2 separate regions of the Mus musculus genome follow, and region 2 is linked to region 1. The links are chromatin loops, found by intact Hi-C in ENCODE. Cell type or tissue: heart. All regions are shown on one strand.

What was found. A loop is a pair of places that touch in the nucleus more often than their neighbours do. Peaks named below come from ENCODE experiments on the same cell type or tissue, not always from the same donor. Only the 100,000 strongest peaks of a DNase experiment are listed, where the experiment ranks them.
Region 2: a loop joins it to region 1, with 2.9 times the contacts of the local background. A loop is called at or near these places in 2 of 42 quality-filtered maps.

Annotation. Positions count from the first base shown.
Region 1 is chr11:119,500,460-119,508,459 of GRCm38, forward strand. It overlaps Endov (endonuclease V), which reads left to right. Exons shown (of 9, transcript NM_001164636.1): 5 at 132-244; 6 at 1,834-1,902; 7 at 2,240-2,368; 8 at 4,632-4,708; 9 at 6,743-8,000. The coding sequence ends at 6,968. Among named protein-coding and RNA genes, the nearest start is that of Endov, 13 kb to the left of the region's middle. In heart, no CTCF peak of the experiment used is centred here; a DNase peak (open chromatin) is centred at 3,412.
Region 2 is chr11:119,761,176-119,769,175 of GRCm38, forward strand. All of the region lies in intron 6 of Rptor (regulatory associated protein of MTOR, complex 1), which reads left to right. Among named protein-coding and RNA genes, the nearest start is that of Rptoros, 69 kb to the right of the region's middle. In heart, a CTCF peak has its summit at 3,310; a DNase peak (open chromatin) is centred at 5,066; H3K27ac peaks cover 217 bases.

The DNA.
Region 1 (8,000 bases):
TGCTTTCAGGACAGAGGGCCCATTCACAGTGCAGTCAGTTTGGGCCAAGAGTCTGCGTCTATAGATGAGCGATTGTGGCTGGCTCCCATCCCATCCCCGCCACCGTACTCTCGCCCTTTGCTCCCCTGCAGGCTTCGGGGTGGCCTGCCACCTTGGTGTCCTTACAGAGCTGCCATGCATCGGGGTGGCCAAGAAGCTCCTGCAGGTGGATGGACTGGAGAACAATGCTCTGCACAAGGAGAAGGTGAGAAGGGCTTTGGGACTCCCTGTGACTCAACCAGGTGTGCCTGTGTTAGCCACCTCTTGGGGCACCTCAGCTCCAGCCTGGCCTGCTGGCACACCCTCACGTCACTGGTGTCTTACCCAGAAGCAGACCCACTTTTCCCTGGGCACTGCCTTCCAAGTGCCTCTGGACAGTTCAGAGCAGTGGCTCAGCTCTCATAAGCTTCCTGGGTGCCTCCCACCATGTTTGTCTCCCCTACTTCCTTGCTTCTGTGCCAGGATCACACGCACGCAGGGCCATGTCCTCCAGTCCCCGGGGACAGGGTTTCCAGGTTTCCATATCACACTAGCCACCTTCTTCCCTCCGTGGTGTTCACAGTCAGCCTGCAGACCCTGCTTACTGTCATTGTGACTGTAGTCCTTGCTCTGCCCCCAGTGTACCATTTTCTACCCTAGATCCTCACTTCATCCAGGGGAAGCCATTGACATAATGTTTATCCCACAGAACGAAGTTCCAAGAGACCTGACTGTCTCTTTCCTAGTTCCCAGGAGCCTGTGTAGAGAGTGAGTTATGTGTTGAGCTGGCAGAGTGGACAGACCCAGGTCCGCTCATGGCAGCCTGATCATGGCAGCCTGATGGATAGATGTACTGGCCCTCCCCACCCAGAAGGAAGGGGCTGTGGGTTGACTTGTGCCAAGCCCCTAGCTAGAAAGGAAGCTTTCAGGAGGTGGCAGCTTCAGCCTGGACATGGACTGCTGTGCCCAGTGTCACCTGTGTGCCCTCCACCTGCCTCTTGGGGCCTTGGCAAGCCACAACCCTTTTTCTAAGCCTCAGTTACCAGAGTAGATGGAACTTCATGGCAGCGACCTCAGCACAGTCACCAACATATTCAGTGTGGCCCCTGTGGGGTCTGGGAGGGCACCTTGCATCCCTGCCTAGGCCTTTGAAATGAAATTTGCTGGGCTGGGGCAGTGGCTCAAGACTTAGAGTACATCCTGCTCTTGCAGGGCCCACTCTGGGCTCCCAGCTCCAATGCTGCATAGCTGACGACCATGGTAACTTCAGCTCCCAGCAATCTGATGCCCCAGCTTCTCTGAGCATCTGCCCTCATATCCCCCACAGACATCTACGCATGCCCTGTTCTTAAAGATAATCTTTTAAAGAATCAAGTTTGCCCTTCAGCTGTTTGAGAAGGGGCAGTGGGTTGAGGGATGGCTCCATCAGCAAAGTGCTTATCCTGCGTATAAAGACTTGAGGTTGGTTCCCATTAGCCATGTAAAAAGTGCTGAGCATGGGGGCCGTGCTTGTTATGCCAGCATCAGAACGGCACAAAGGCCTCTTGGTGAGCTCCAGGCCAATGAGACTCCTTCCCGAAGAAGGTGAACGATGCTCCTGAGGATGGTGTATCTAGCCGACCTGCACTTTTGCTTGGGATTTGATTGTTTGTTAGTTTGTGTGAGATGGAGGTCTCACTGTGTAGTCCTGTCTAGCCTCAAACTCACAGAGCTCTGCCCTCTGCCTGTCTGGCGCTGGGACTAAAGGTGTGCACTAGCATTCCTGCGATACATGTTTTTAAAAAGGTATTTTTACAGTTTTTTTCTGTTTCCCAGATTGTGCTCCTGCAGGCCGGAGGAGACACATTTCCTCTGATAGGCAGCTCTGGGACTGTCCTGGGAATGGTGAGTGGCCAGAAAGCTGTGCCTTGCCCAGACTCGGGACCTAGGCCATGCCACAAGGCAGCTCATGCACACGTGCACACGTGCACACATGCACTTTGTGGGGGCTGGACCCTGTTCCCTACATATCCTGCGACCAACCAGGGTATGCTGTGTCACATTCTCCTCTGGCTACCCTCACCCCATGTGCCACCTGAAGATGCCTGAGGGCCAACAGCCCCAGAGTCCTTGCACCCTGTGAACTCCTTCCAGCCCTCCAGGACATCCTCACAGCCTCAGTCCTGAGGCTGGTCCTGCTCCACAGCAACGTTGCCCATCCATGCTTGTCCTCCTTCCACAGGCCCTGAGGAGCCATGACCACAGCACCAAGCCCCTCTATGTCTCTGTGGGCCACAGAATAAGCCTGGAGGTCGCTGTGCGCCTCACCCACCACTGCTGTAGGTTCCGGATCCCAGAACCTATACGCCAGGTATGGGGCTGTGGTGGGAGTGGGAGAGTTGTGTGTGTGTGTGGGGGGGGGGGACTGACATTGCCACCTAGTTGTTTGTCTTTTATTGCTGTGATGAGACACCATGACCAAGGAAATTTTTACAAAGGCACTCATTTCACTGGAGCTGGCTTACAGGTCCAGAGGTTCAGTCTGTTATTATGATGGGAAGCATGGCAGCATCCAGGCAGGCATGGCACTGGAGGAGCTGAGAGAGCTCTACCTCTTGTTCCAAAGGCAGCTGCTTCCAGGCAGTTAGGGTAAGGGTGTAAAGCCCACGCCCACAGTGACACACCTACTCCAACAAGGCCACACCTCCTAATAGTGCCACTCCCTGGGCCAAGCATATACAAACCATCACACAGTCTCACTTGGGGTGGGTCTCTGCAGGCATCTGAGGACAGATCCCCAGGCCCTTGATGAGAGAGCCTGAAAGCAGGACAAGTTGGACGCAACCCTTGGTCAGAGGATCTCACAGGGTCATTCGGTGGCTACATTGAGGAAGCTAGTGCTTGTGCCAGAGACACCAATTGGGACCCCAGGCCATGGCTCTGCCAGACACCTGTTACCTAAGCTGCTGTTCAGGGACCCAGAGGCTCAACACTGATTAACCAGTCATCTCACCCTACAGGAAAGCAGCATGCAACTGAGATCCCAACATGCACCTGTCACGTGGTGGTGCCTGTCCAAACCCTAGGTTGAGAACCCAGGAAAAACCACTCTTTAGAGGAGGCTAGGACAGTCCAGACTCTGGAAAGGCACTATCAAAAGCCCTGGTTCAGGAGGAATTTGATGCATTCGAGCAACTCAGCCACAGCAGGAAGCGTACAGTTCCAGGGCTCACTAGCAAGGGACTTAGAGCAGCTGCTGTCTACATCAGCTGTGGGACAGTTTTTCAGGTCACAACTCCATTCCTTCTGGAGGCTGTGAGGTCTTTGGGAGGTGTGAAGGAAGGGCTACAGGCTGGACTGCCCAGAGCCTGCCTAGGCTCAGCCCTCAGGAGAGCTGCAGGTGCACAGGATGGCCTCCAGGGGGCAGCAGCAGGCAGTGCATCCTGTGATGCTCAGCCCTGCTCCTGGAAAGGCTGCCCAGAGGTAGCCTCTGAGAATGAGTGAGTTCTTGTCATCCCCCAAGGAAGGCCTTCTTTAACTGAGTCCTCATCTGGGGTGTTACTGCTGTTACAGGTGCAGTGGTCTCTCAAGCCCCAGAAGGCCTTTCCCCTTCCATCCTGGCCATCTAATGAGAGCAAGTCAGCGATGCACTCCCTTAGCACCTGCAGCCCAGAGCTGTGCAGCCCCAGACCTGCATTGTTAGCCGTGATGTTTCCCAGAGTTACAGTGGTTTCTGTCCTAGCAAGTAAGGGGGCAGCCTCCTGCAAAGCACCTGGAGTACTGGAATCCAGAGCACACCTGTCACATGTCACAAGAGAGCCTCCCAAACCCTGGGCACATGCAGAGCGAGCACGTGATGGCCTAGCCTGGGAGCCCAGGTTGGCAGGGAGGAAGGGAATAAGGCTCTGTCGGCCCGGCAGGACGGGCTGTGGCTTTTGGCCTATCTTCTTTCCACTGGCCCCTCAGCAGAGCACCCTCCCAACAATTCCACTTCCCCAAAGTTCTCCAAGAAGGGCTTAGTGTCTGTCTTTAGGGTCTTCCTTCCCTCTGCTCTGGTGCAAACCCGGACTCTGGTACAGCCCAGGACATCCCACTGCCCACGGCCCACTTCCCTTAGCTGAAGAGCAGCTGCTGTCTGCAGGATTAGCTATTGCTGTCTGTGAGTCTTGTGATCCCAAAGCTAAGCTAAACCCATCTGAGCCGGGACCAGGGGCTTCCTGAGGCCAGGCTCTTAGAGGTGGAGGAGGGGGGTGCATATTCAGATCTGAGTCCCTCTCTGTGGCTCTACCTGTGGTCCCCAAGCCCTTTTTTATTAGCGTAACTTGTCAACCTTTCTGGAGATGAACAGGTGTCACAGCTGACACCCATCAGAGGGACAGCCAGTGAAAACGAACAGTCTGAGTCAGAGAAGAGGCTGAGCATCCTGGAAAAGCAAGAGGTCAGGTCCCTCAGCCTTCACCTCAACCCCGAGGGTCTCAGCATCTCTCTGCCAACTACACACTGGCGGGGCTGATTCCCCAAAGGACATGATGAGCCTGTGTGGGCTGCCCCTGAAAGAGTGGAATGTGCTTCCAGGCTACTGGGGATGGGAAGACATGCCCAGGGCCTGGCTTACACCTGTGTGTATCCTTCAGGCTGACATCCGCTCTCGAGAGTACATCCGAAGGACTCTAGGGCAGCTTGGGGTGGCTCCTGCACAGAGAAAGGACAGGTGAGTGTGGGAAGGACACCGGCAATGGGTTGTGTATGAATCCATCCTGTCCTTGATGCAGGGTTGTAGCTTAGGGCCACAGAGTGAGGCTGGGCCTGGTAGGGGACATAGGGAGGGGATCCCTCAGAGACTTCAAACATAGTAGGAACTCTCAAGAAACCCCACTCCTTTGGCTCAGCTGGCCCAAGGCCCACCTCCAAACGTGGTTGCTATCCGAGTTAGGGTTTTTGTTGCTGTGAGGAGGCACCATGACCAAAAGCAAGTTGGATTGGAAAGGGTTTGTCTTAACCTTCTGTGTCCTGTTCATCACTGGAGGAAGTCATGACAGGAGCTCAAGCAGCACAGGACCCTGGGGGCAGGAGCTGATGCTGAGGCCATGGAGGGTGCTGCTCACTGGTTTGCTCCTTGTGATTTGCTCAGCCTGCTTCTTATAGAACCCAGGACCACCAGCCCAAGGATGATACTGCCCACAGTGTGCTGAACCCTCCCCCATCGATCACTACACCCACAGTGTGCTGAACCCTCCCCCATCGATCACTACACCCACAGTGTGCTGAACCCTCCCCCATCGATCACTACACCCATAGTGTGCTGGACCCTCCCCCATCAATCACTACACCCACTGTGTGCTGGACCCTCCCCCACAATCACTACTCCCACAGTGTGCTGAACCCTCCCCCATCGATCACTACACCCACAGTGTGCTGAACCCTCCCCCATCGATCACTACACCCACAGTGTGCTGGACCCTCCCCCATCGATCACTACACCCACAGTGTGCTGGACCCTCCCCCACAATCACTACACCCACAGTGTGCTGGACCCTCCCCCATCAATCACTACACCCACTGTGTGCTGGGATACCCCCCCCATCGACCACTACACCCACAGTGTGCTGGACCCTCCCCCATTGATCACTACACCCACTGTGTGCTGGATCCTCCCCCATCAATCACTACACCCACTGTGTGCTGGACCCTTCCCCATTGATCACTAGTTAAGAACATGCTCTGGGGCTGGTGAGATGGCTCAGTGGGTAAGAGCACCCGACTGCTCTTCCGAAGGTCCAGAGTTCAAATCCCAGCAACCACATGGTGGCTCACAACCATCCATAACAAGATCTGACTCCCACTTCTGGAGTGTCTGAAGACAGCTACAGTGTATTTACATATAATAATAAATAAATCTTAAAAAAAAAAAAGAAAAGAACATGCTCTGCTCTAGGGGCTTGCCTGCAGCCTGATCTTAAGGAGGCATCTTCTCCATTGAGGTTCCCTCCTGTCAGATAACTTAAGCTTGTGCCAAGCTGATATAAAACCACCCAGTACAGCTGCCTAGCCTTTTCTGGTCCACTTTATCTGTCCAAAGGTCCAGACCAGGTCTCCCCAGAAAGGGCATGACCTTTGGAGTCAGGCATGGTTCTGTTTACCTCATTCCCTCGAATGCCTGTCTCCCATCACAGAAGTTCAGTCCTTCGAGCTTTGAGGTAGAGCGAGTCTGTTGTCATCAGCAGTCTCCGCTAGGGACACAGGACTGGCATGAGCTCTTTACACAATGTGGTATTACTAGAACAGGCCTTAGGGAAGTCTTGCCAAGAAACAGGTACTGTGATCCCATCTCATGGGTGGGGAAGTGAGACACAGGGTATCAGCAATAGAACGTGGTACATATGGCAGCTTCAGTTTTGATCCCTGCCTCTGGTGTGCCTCATACCCAGGGAAAGACAAAGGCCCTGCCTTGGGTGGTGCACAAGTAGTGAGGGGTGCACCCCTCATACTCATTTCCCTGAAGCTGGGGGCTGTTCCTGGGCCACTGGGCTGTTAAAGAGCTGAGGGTATGGGCAGCTGGCCCTACCCCACTTCACCATTGAACTTGGCTAGCCTGAGGGTACAAGAGTACACCTGTGCAGGTGAGGACTGTCGGCCTTCCCTCTAGGCTGGGCCCTTCATCAGGCCTCAGAGACCCCTGGAGAACAAGGGGACTTCTGACACACCCTGGCTTTTTATGTTTCCTGTTTCTTGGTGTCATTACCAGGAGCCAGAAAGAGCAGAGGCCAAATGCATGCCCCCAAGGAGGCCCAGGAGCACTTGCAGATCAAGGCAGGCCTCCTGAATGCGACGGCAGAGACTCCAGCTCAGACCGGAAAGCCCCCGAGCCAGGCTTCCAGGAGCAGAAGGACCAGCAGTTGGAGGGAACCGGGCATCAGGAAGACTCGGACCTCTGGCCTCCTTCTCCAGCCTGGGTACAGTCACCACCCTGAGAAGATGATCTCTAGGAGCAGTGGAGACCTCACCACAGTCACAGGTGGAGCACCACACCCCAGAGGCAACAGTGCATGGAACTCCAGGAGGATGCAGCGGGCTTAATCCAGCGTGGGCCAGTGTAGGCCAGTGGCTGCCAGCCTCCTCCATCACTGGCTAGTCAGTGTGGTCACCATGCCCCAGCAGGACCATATTCCAGACCAGGAAGCACACACAAGCACCAAGAGTACATGAAGGACTTCAGGCCTCGGGTGCCCAGAGGCCCTGCGGTTGGCAACCTGTGCCAGCAGCTCTGCCTTGCCCTCTTGGGAATACAGACCTGGTTCTTCCTGGCTTTACCCTCATGGGTCACTCTTACTTCACCATCCCAGCCACGGGAGACTGTCATCCGTGTCATAGCCAGGCTGCAGCCCCCAAGGTGCCTGTCCTCAAGCTTGTTTGCCGCTGAGCTTGAGGGACCTGCAGTTGGGAAAGCCTCAATCCTGGAGCAGGCTCAAGAGTGGGCGATGGGGAGTCAGCTGCACAGAGGGTGCCAGATGGGAAGCCGGTTGAGGCCCATGGTGAGAAAGCCCCAGGCTCGGCTCCTCACTCCTCTTCCTGCCACCCTCTCACCAGAGAGCGTCAAAATCCCATCCCACTAAGAAGGCGGGTCTGTTCTAGCCTGGTGGCTTCTTGTCTGGGTGGCCTTGAAGGGGCTGCTGAGGCAGGCCAACAGCAGGGCTGCAGTGCCCTCCCTGTCCTCCCACACACATTCTAGGCTCACCAGAGTGGCATCTGAGCTGGGACACAGAGATGGCACGCCTGTGACATGTCTCTTGCCCTCACCCTAGTCCCCAGATTCCCTGGAGGAGAGGTGACAGATGGTGGGGAAGCTAGCTACTAAGTCCTGTGGATACCCACAGGGGGTGGTCAGGATGGGATGACGGTCGGTGATGGGGAAGGACAGACGGGTGGTTCTCCTGTGATACCCAGGCCCATTTAGACTCAGCTGGGCTGCTGCGACTCCCTCCTAAGTCAGTCCATAGTGACTA
Region 2 (8,000 bases), 260 kb after region 1:
CCAGAAGCACAAACGTAGGTTCTTGTCTGGCTCACCTGCCTAAGGCTATTGTCTGGCTCACCTGCCTTACAGAGTTGTACTAGTGCCCTTTGATCTTAGTGCTGAAGAGTCTGACCTTCGGTCTTCCTGTGAAGAATTGGCTTCACCATCTGAAACCAGCTATCTTCTGGTCCCATGCAGATCCCAAACTGCACGATTTTCCATGTACCTACTCAGGATGTTTCTCCCCTGCTCAGCTACACCCTTTGTGTCCCAGGCTCCATTTTCATTCAGTTAAGATGAAAATCACACCACTCTCAGAGAACAGCGTGCTATGGATACCCTGATTTTGGTCATAAGAAAAAGATGTAAACTATTGAGAGTGGCCTTGCCTGCTGACTCCCCAGTGAGTCTGAATGTCACTGGAGTTTAGAAACCACACTACGAGAAGCTGCAGACAGAGACCTTGGAGGCGGCAAGTGTAGAATAGAGGCATGGGCAGTAGAGATAGGCAAGGGCAGGCTGAGGGGGCTTTCTGACTGACTACAGCCATCCCCTCCTTTCCCTGGTTGATTCAACTGCTTCTCTGTGTGGCGCAGAATGAGGTTGGTTGATAGGGAAAGCAGCATTCTGGGTAAAGTTACTCAGAAAACAGAGCTAGGAGAGTGGGAAGATGAATTACCAGTGTAGAGAAAAGGAAGAGGCAAGAAGACAGGTGGGTGAAGACCTCTCCCAAGGAAAGCAGATATGTCACCATGCTAGAGATGTCCAGCTCTGTGATATGAAGCTGAGAATACAGATGGAGGAAGGAAGGACAAAAAAAAAAAGAAAAAAAAGAAAAGAAAAAAAAAGAGAGGAATAGAGTCTAGGAAATGCTCTCAGGTGGCAGAGTGAGCTGTGGCAAGAGTGGGTGGCAATTGATCCTTATGGGACGAAGACATAAAGGTGCAGCCCTCATGAGCTGCAAGACAGAAACATAAAGGCTGAGAAGACAGCGGCAGACGCCAGAGTCCACGCAGAGCCCAGGGTGGCACTGAGCAAGCAAAGCAAAGTGCTTTACTGTGGAAAAGGAGCAAGAGGGCAGGGGAGGACGGCAGCCGCAGCAGTATGACCTGACACAGTCGTAAGCTGAGAGGTGCCACCTACAGTCATTCATGCAGGGGGAGCTGAGTCAGGAGCCCGGTCAGAATGCTCCTGAGAGAAAGTTCCAGCCAAGGGGTGGGGTTAATAATAGGTTAATTACCCAGGTCCATCGCCGCGCACACACAACCATCCATGCAACAAAGAATCCACATTTTTGAGCATGTATGGGCCATTTATCAAATAAACTATGTCTATACTGCAAAGGAGCCATCTATAATAAGTCCAGAGGATCTCCCTTTTTGTCTTGTGATCTCCGACCACACATAGTAGATGGAACTCAGTCATGAGAAGGCAGGGTTTAGAGGAATGCTGGGAGAGACATACCTTGTGCTAACTTTCTCAACCCATGCCTGAAACCCTAGTTTAAAAAATTAATGTGTAAAAATGACCCAGAAAGAAAAGGTTGGGGATTAAAGAAGAAATACTTTGTTTGATTGGTTTTTATTTAGCTTGTTATTGTTGTTAATATTGAGACAGAGCGTTGCCAACCTCAGGAACCTGCAGTCTTGCCTTGGCCTCCTGCATGCTGGGCTACAGCAATGTGCCATCATGTCCTGCAACTTGAAGTAACAAATGTTCAGGCTGAATTCATTGAAAGCACATGAGCAGCAAGTGCAGCTCAGGCTTTAGTGAGAAATGGAGATAGAGAAAAGGTCAGGGAAGGGTGCAGCCAATAACAAAATCTCAGCCAAAGTTCTGAGTGCAGAGCTGCTTAGCACCCCATGCTGCCTCCACAGTAACGAGTTAGGGTTTGCAGCCCGAGGGAGCCTGTCTCCTGGACCTCGTGCTCTCTGAGACTCTGCTCTGCTGACGGTGTCGTAGCACTGTAGCATCTCAGCCTCTGAGTCATCTCCGGGGCCCACTGTTTCTTAAGTGTAACTGAAGGAAAAGTTAAGATTTGGGTAACAATCACAGCTGTGATTTACTGAGCATCGGTTGCACAACTGCACGCCCAGCGTGTGCACAGTATTCCCACAAGCCTGTGAAGGCTGTGCCAACACTAGCTCTTACCTGCAGGCTGCTCCCAAGGGAACTCGTAGGCAGGATTCAGGAACTAGTGCCCGGACTCAGAGCTGACATTCTGACCTCCACCTGTGCTGCTTCTGTGGGTACTGGTGACACCCTCCCTGGTGTCTTTGATACCAGTGACACCCTCCCTGGTGTCTTTGGTACTGGTGACACCCTCCCTGGTGTCTTTTGTACTGGTGACACCCTCCCTGGTGTCTTTGACACCAGTGACACCCTCCCTGGTGTCTTTGATACCAGTGACACCCTCCCTGGTGTCTTTGGTACTGGTGACACCCTCCCTGGTGTCTTTTGTACTGGTGACACCCTCCCTGGTGTCTTTGATACCAGTGACACCCTCCCTGGTGTCTTTGGTACCGGTGACACCCTCCCTGGTGTCTTTTGTACTGGTGACACCCTCCCTGGTGTCTTTGATACCAGTGACACCTTCCCTGGTGTCTTTGGTACCGGTGACACCCTCCCTGGTGTCTTTGGTACTGGTGACACCCTCCCTGGTGTCTTTGCTGGTGTGTTTTCCTGCTGTCATTGCGGTGGTGCTTTGGAAGGAGCCAAGACCTCTGCTTGCTTAATCCATACCTTCATTGAGGGCGTGGGGCCTGTGTAACATGTGAGGCAAACACCATGGTCAGTGGAGAAAGCCTCCATCTGCAGGTGAAGAGGCAGATTGCTGTAGTCTACTACAATACTGGAAGCCTGGCCAACCAGCCAGAAGAAATGGAGAGAAGCAGTAAGAGAGACATTAAGATCTGGGTGCAGCACAGTCCCCTTGTCTCACTGTTTCAGGATGTACATGTCACCTGAGTGCCTGCAAGTCCAAAGCCAGTTCATTTCTGTCCCTGGCAACACTGTTCTCCTCCTCAGAAGCCATAGACATGGCAGAGAGGGCATTCGGAGCCTTTCCTATCGGAAGAGAAGCAAACACCATTCCTGGCTTGGGATTTAGTGGTTGCGCAGGCTGAGCCCCCAAACAGGAAAGGTGCACATCACACCCTATTCAGACCACACTGGAAGGACAGACATTGTGGAAAGCTGGAAGAAAAAACCAAAGAAACAGTAGGCAGTCATATTGCCAAACAGGAAGCCAAAGTAATATATGTGGGAGTATGGGGAAGACAGGGAAGCCCCTGAGACTGACTGCCCTCTACAGCAGGGCACCGGAACCTCAGAGAATTGAAATCAGAATTGTTTTATTTTTCTAACTACTACCTTGTAGCCATTAAGATTCAGAAGTACTTGGGAATAAATATAACAAATATAATAAAATGCATGCAAGGCCTGAGCTCACAAATCTGAATTATCACAGAGATTAAAGATGAGGCAGAAAATGGCTCTGTAAAGATGGAAAGACCCAGCTCTATGTGTGTGCCTTTGTGTGAGACAGGTTAACATGGAGGTTAGGCAGGCTTTAAGTTACTGGCAGTGCTCAGTGCCCAAGTGTAGAGATTGCAGATATGTTCTTACCATATCCAGCCAAAATTCAGTATTCTTAAACGTTAATTTTCTCCAACTTGATCTTTGCTGTCCCAGTCAAAGTCTTGGCTTTAAACCTTACATAGAAGCACAGAGGGCATGGTGAGGACAGTTTGGACTCAGCGTAAAGCCATTGTCACAAGACAGTCATGCCGTGTACACACTGCACAAAGGTGCCTAAATGGTTTCATGGGGAAGGACTGTTTTTCAAGAATTGGTGGTAGAAGCTGTATATGGAGAAGAAAAAAAAAAAATCAAAGACAGAGACTACCTTGCACCTCACTTACGCCTTACGGAACAGTTAACCCTGTTCTTCCTCTGAGAGCCAGGGAGAGCTAGAAGGCTGGATGAAATGGGGTTTCCACCCTTACAGCAAGTTATTGGTAACAGCTGCTGCTGGACCAAGAGCAGCTGCACCACTGCACGCTGTGAGGATGATGGTGGGTCTCCATTATATTAAACTCAGGAAGGCTAGCCAGGGACCAGAGGACGCAAAGGTAAGGCAGCCGCAGCTGTGATGGGATCAGGCGTGCATGCATGTGTTCACACACACACTCTCAGATGTGCACATGCACATTCATGCTCACACACTCATACACTACACACACACACACACACACACACGCACAAGATTGTCTCCAGATGCAGTAAGGGGCAATGGGATGTCATCTGTGTGGACTGTGGGGACGACAGAAGCTTAACAGTACTGCTGCAAACTGAAGTCTCAAACTGGTTTATTTTATCGTATGCAAATTGTATCTCATTAAAGTTGATTTAAGTGTTTTTAAATGTAGAATGTTGAGTGAAAAAATAAGAAACAGTATTAGATTTATAGTGCATTACTTTTTATTAAACACAAATATTGTGCAGTACTAGTCATGTAAATGTATGCATATATATCTGAGTGAAGAAACAGCATACAGGTCACAGACCTCACGGGACCACTGGAGAGGACTCTCTGGTTTGAGACTTTCAGTGTCCAGAACTGAGAGTCAGTGCAGGTGTGCTGGTAGGACCTGGAGGTGTCTTTGAGCTATGTACACACAGGAGAGGACATGGACATTTCTTCTGGTCACCCATGTAGGTGAAACAGTAGACAGGAAAGTAGCAGCATTTTTAAAGCCCAGCGTCTTTCACATCTACTCAGCTCTCACAAGGCCCAGTTTGGGGCCCAGTAGTGGAAGCAGCAGTAGTAGCCTCCAGGCCGCTGCTTCTGTAGGGACTGCGCTGACGCAGCTTTAGGACCCGTGTCCTTTGCAGTGTGTGCTGTTTCTCCAGAGATGTGTAGTGAGTGAATGTTTTATCTACAGAACAGGTGTCTTTGACTTCTGACTCCTGACTTGTGGTGATTTTCTTTTGGCTCACACTCCTCTCCTATGCTAATCTAAAATGGAACACAGTGTGCGGGTCATTCTCGGTGAGCAGTGTAGTGCAATGGAGTCCTGTCAGTGCCGACTGCCTAGCACCTGAGGTTGCATGAGTATGGCTGAAGGGCAGCATGTGGCCAGAACACACTCCTCTATCTACAGGAGCATGTACAAAAGAGATTGTGGTTGCGTGCAGCTCAGCTCACAGTAGGGTTTTCACTGTACTGTGACTGTGTGGGACTCTAGGAGAGCAGCTCCCTCCCCACACCCCCCCCCCATCCTCCTGTCTGGCTTCAGACAATGGCAGAACAACTTACTGTCTGCTTAGGATACAAACCATCATCACCTTGTTTCAAATTAGTTCCGGTGCTTGTTGGAAATTGTGCCGCAAAGCAGCTAAATGATCTCATGCTTAGGGAACAGTCGCTCCTGGGCTGTTACCTGCCGGTGTGTATCTTTAATGTGCTTCTGCTCGTCTGACTTATGTGCACGTAGTGTGCCTAGGCTGACACCTGTTATCAGCGATATTGCCGAGTTCCATTAAAGTACATTGATGTTTGCAGCTCTGTATTCAGTCATGGACACTTGTGTCAGTGAATAGTCAGGGGTACTTTTCTGGTGGTGGCTGTAGAAGCTGCCTCATTTCCTTTCACATACACTGCATTGAGGTGCCTCTCAGATGACATCTATGGCATGCCAGGACTGTGCTGTCACATAGGACCTGTGCAGATGGTGGCACAGCACCGCTCCGTTGTTTTTTGTTTTGTTTTGTTTTTGTTCTGAATGTATCCTGCAGACAATGATCCTCTGTTTTCCTGACTTCTTGCTATTCATACTACTGATGCCCCTGTTCGTGACACAGAACAGGCTTAAATAGGCTTCAAAAGCCACTTCCATGCACCATGTGGCTAGTGCCACAGTCACACTAGCCCTTGCTTTTGTTAGCCTTTGTCTCCATTATCCATGAGGTAATGTCTCTGTGTTGCAAGTAGCCTGCAGAGTATGCAAATGATAAGGATTTATGAGTCCAAGTGGTTGTCTGCTGGGATTGGGGACTTAATGGAGAGGGACACGCTTCTATCAGTCCTTTGGCAATAAGCAGGGAGAGAGCACAGTGTCTTCTCTGTTGGGGCTTCCTGTGATGGAGAGCTTGTCCTAGAAGGGGCAGTTGGAGGAGGGTGTTCTGAGTAGATGTTCCTATCCTGGCCATGGGCCTGAAGTCAAGCTTAGAGGATAGAGACAACTTAGTGCAGCCGGACCTTTGAGTGAGGGCAGACATGGTCCCCACAACCCAAGAAACAGGGTGCAGCCCCTGAGCATGACTAAATTATATCACACGTATGCCCCTGTATGTTCACCTGCCATCCCTACATACAAGAGAAGCTGATTTATCAATAATAGAAATGTATTGCTGTCAGTCTGGAGGCAGGAAGCCCAAGGTCCAGGTGCTAGCAGATGTTCTCTGCAGTCTAGAGTGTTGAAAGCTAGAGATGTAGTCTAGGGCGGATGAGCAGTGCCCTCCTCGCACAGTGTGGGAAGCATGCGGTGGGAACCACGGCTGGTGCAGTAGGCTCTGCCAGAGCATGAGCAGCATGTCGGGACTGAAGAGGCCAGACACTGTATGGCTCTTTAAGAAGCCATGCTGCTGTGCTGTTGGCTCGGAGCAGCTGAGATAAGGGGGCCTCTGTCCACCTCAGGCTCAAAGGAGACTCCTTGCTGGGAAAGCTGAAGAGGCAAAAAGCATCTTAGCCTCTGCTTCACAGGAGTGAGCACCACGGGCTGCTTGGGCATCACACACAGTTCAAGGCAGGAAAGCACTCCATTAGGAGCATGTTACCCTCATCCATATGCACTCTCCTGGAGTAAAGAAGCTAAGCAATGAGAAAGAGAAATAGGGCAAATGAATGAAGTGTAAATTAAAAGCTATCTCCCTGGCATAAGGTAGCAGGGGTGGGTGTGTGGTGCAGACCACACATTGCGACTGCCTTGTGAGGAGTCGCTTTCACGGGAGGGTCTGTTTGGGACTCTTCCTGGTCATTTGGCATAAGAACTGCCAGAGTAGGAACAAGATGCTCGCTCCTGGGCTCTCTAGCATTTACCTCACAATACTTACGGACCTTAAGGAGCCTGCTCAAGAGTACGTCCCTAGATCCTAAGCCCTGAGCCAAAGTTGGTACCTATCACCGATTGTTTTTATGTATGTATCCATGTGTGTTTGTGTGTATGTGTCTTTGTCTGTGTGTCCACATGTGTCCACATATATCTGTGTCTGTGAGTGTTCGTGAGTGTGTGTGTCTGTATGTTTTGAACCCTGAGCTTCATGCATGGCAGAAGTGCAGTCTACCGCTCAGCTACTTCAGCTCAGGATCAGCTACCAGCCCCTGCTGCTGATTCTTAAGTAAACATAAACCCTTGCCTTCAGTCCTCCCTCTTGCCCTAGTCCTGGATCTCCCCAAGGTCTAGCTGGTGACGCTGTTTGGCTCTGGAGCCATCCTTCCTGCCCTGACCCTTCTATGGGCTCTTGGCTCTCCTCCAATGGTGGACATGCAGCTCCCACCTGAGTCCTCTCAGCATCACTTCCTTCTCCTGCGTCATTGCCCCCAGGCCGGAATGTCAGCCAAAGACTCACCATCTCATTTCTAGCTGTCTCTTCACTGATGAGGAGTGAGTGCAGGAGAGAAATTAATTGTGTTGGGTTTCCCTTATATACCAAATTAAGGCCTTTTGTTTAATCGATATAATTCTGGTTTTAAATATCTGTTATCTTCATTTTATGGGTTAAAACAGCTGGATATAGCCAGGCGGTGGTGGCGCACACTTTTAATCTCAGCACTTGGGAGGCAGAGGCAGGCGGATTTCTGAGTTCAAGGCCAGCCTAGTCTACAGAGTGAGTTCCAGGACAGCCAGGGCTACACAGAGAAACCCTGTCTGGAAAAAACAAACAAAAAACAAAAAAGTCAACAACAACAACAACAACAAAAAAACCCAGCTGGATATGAGAAGTTAGCCACTGTG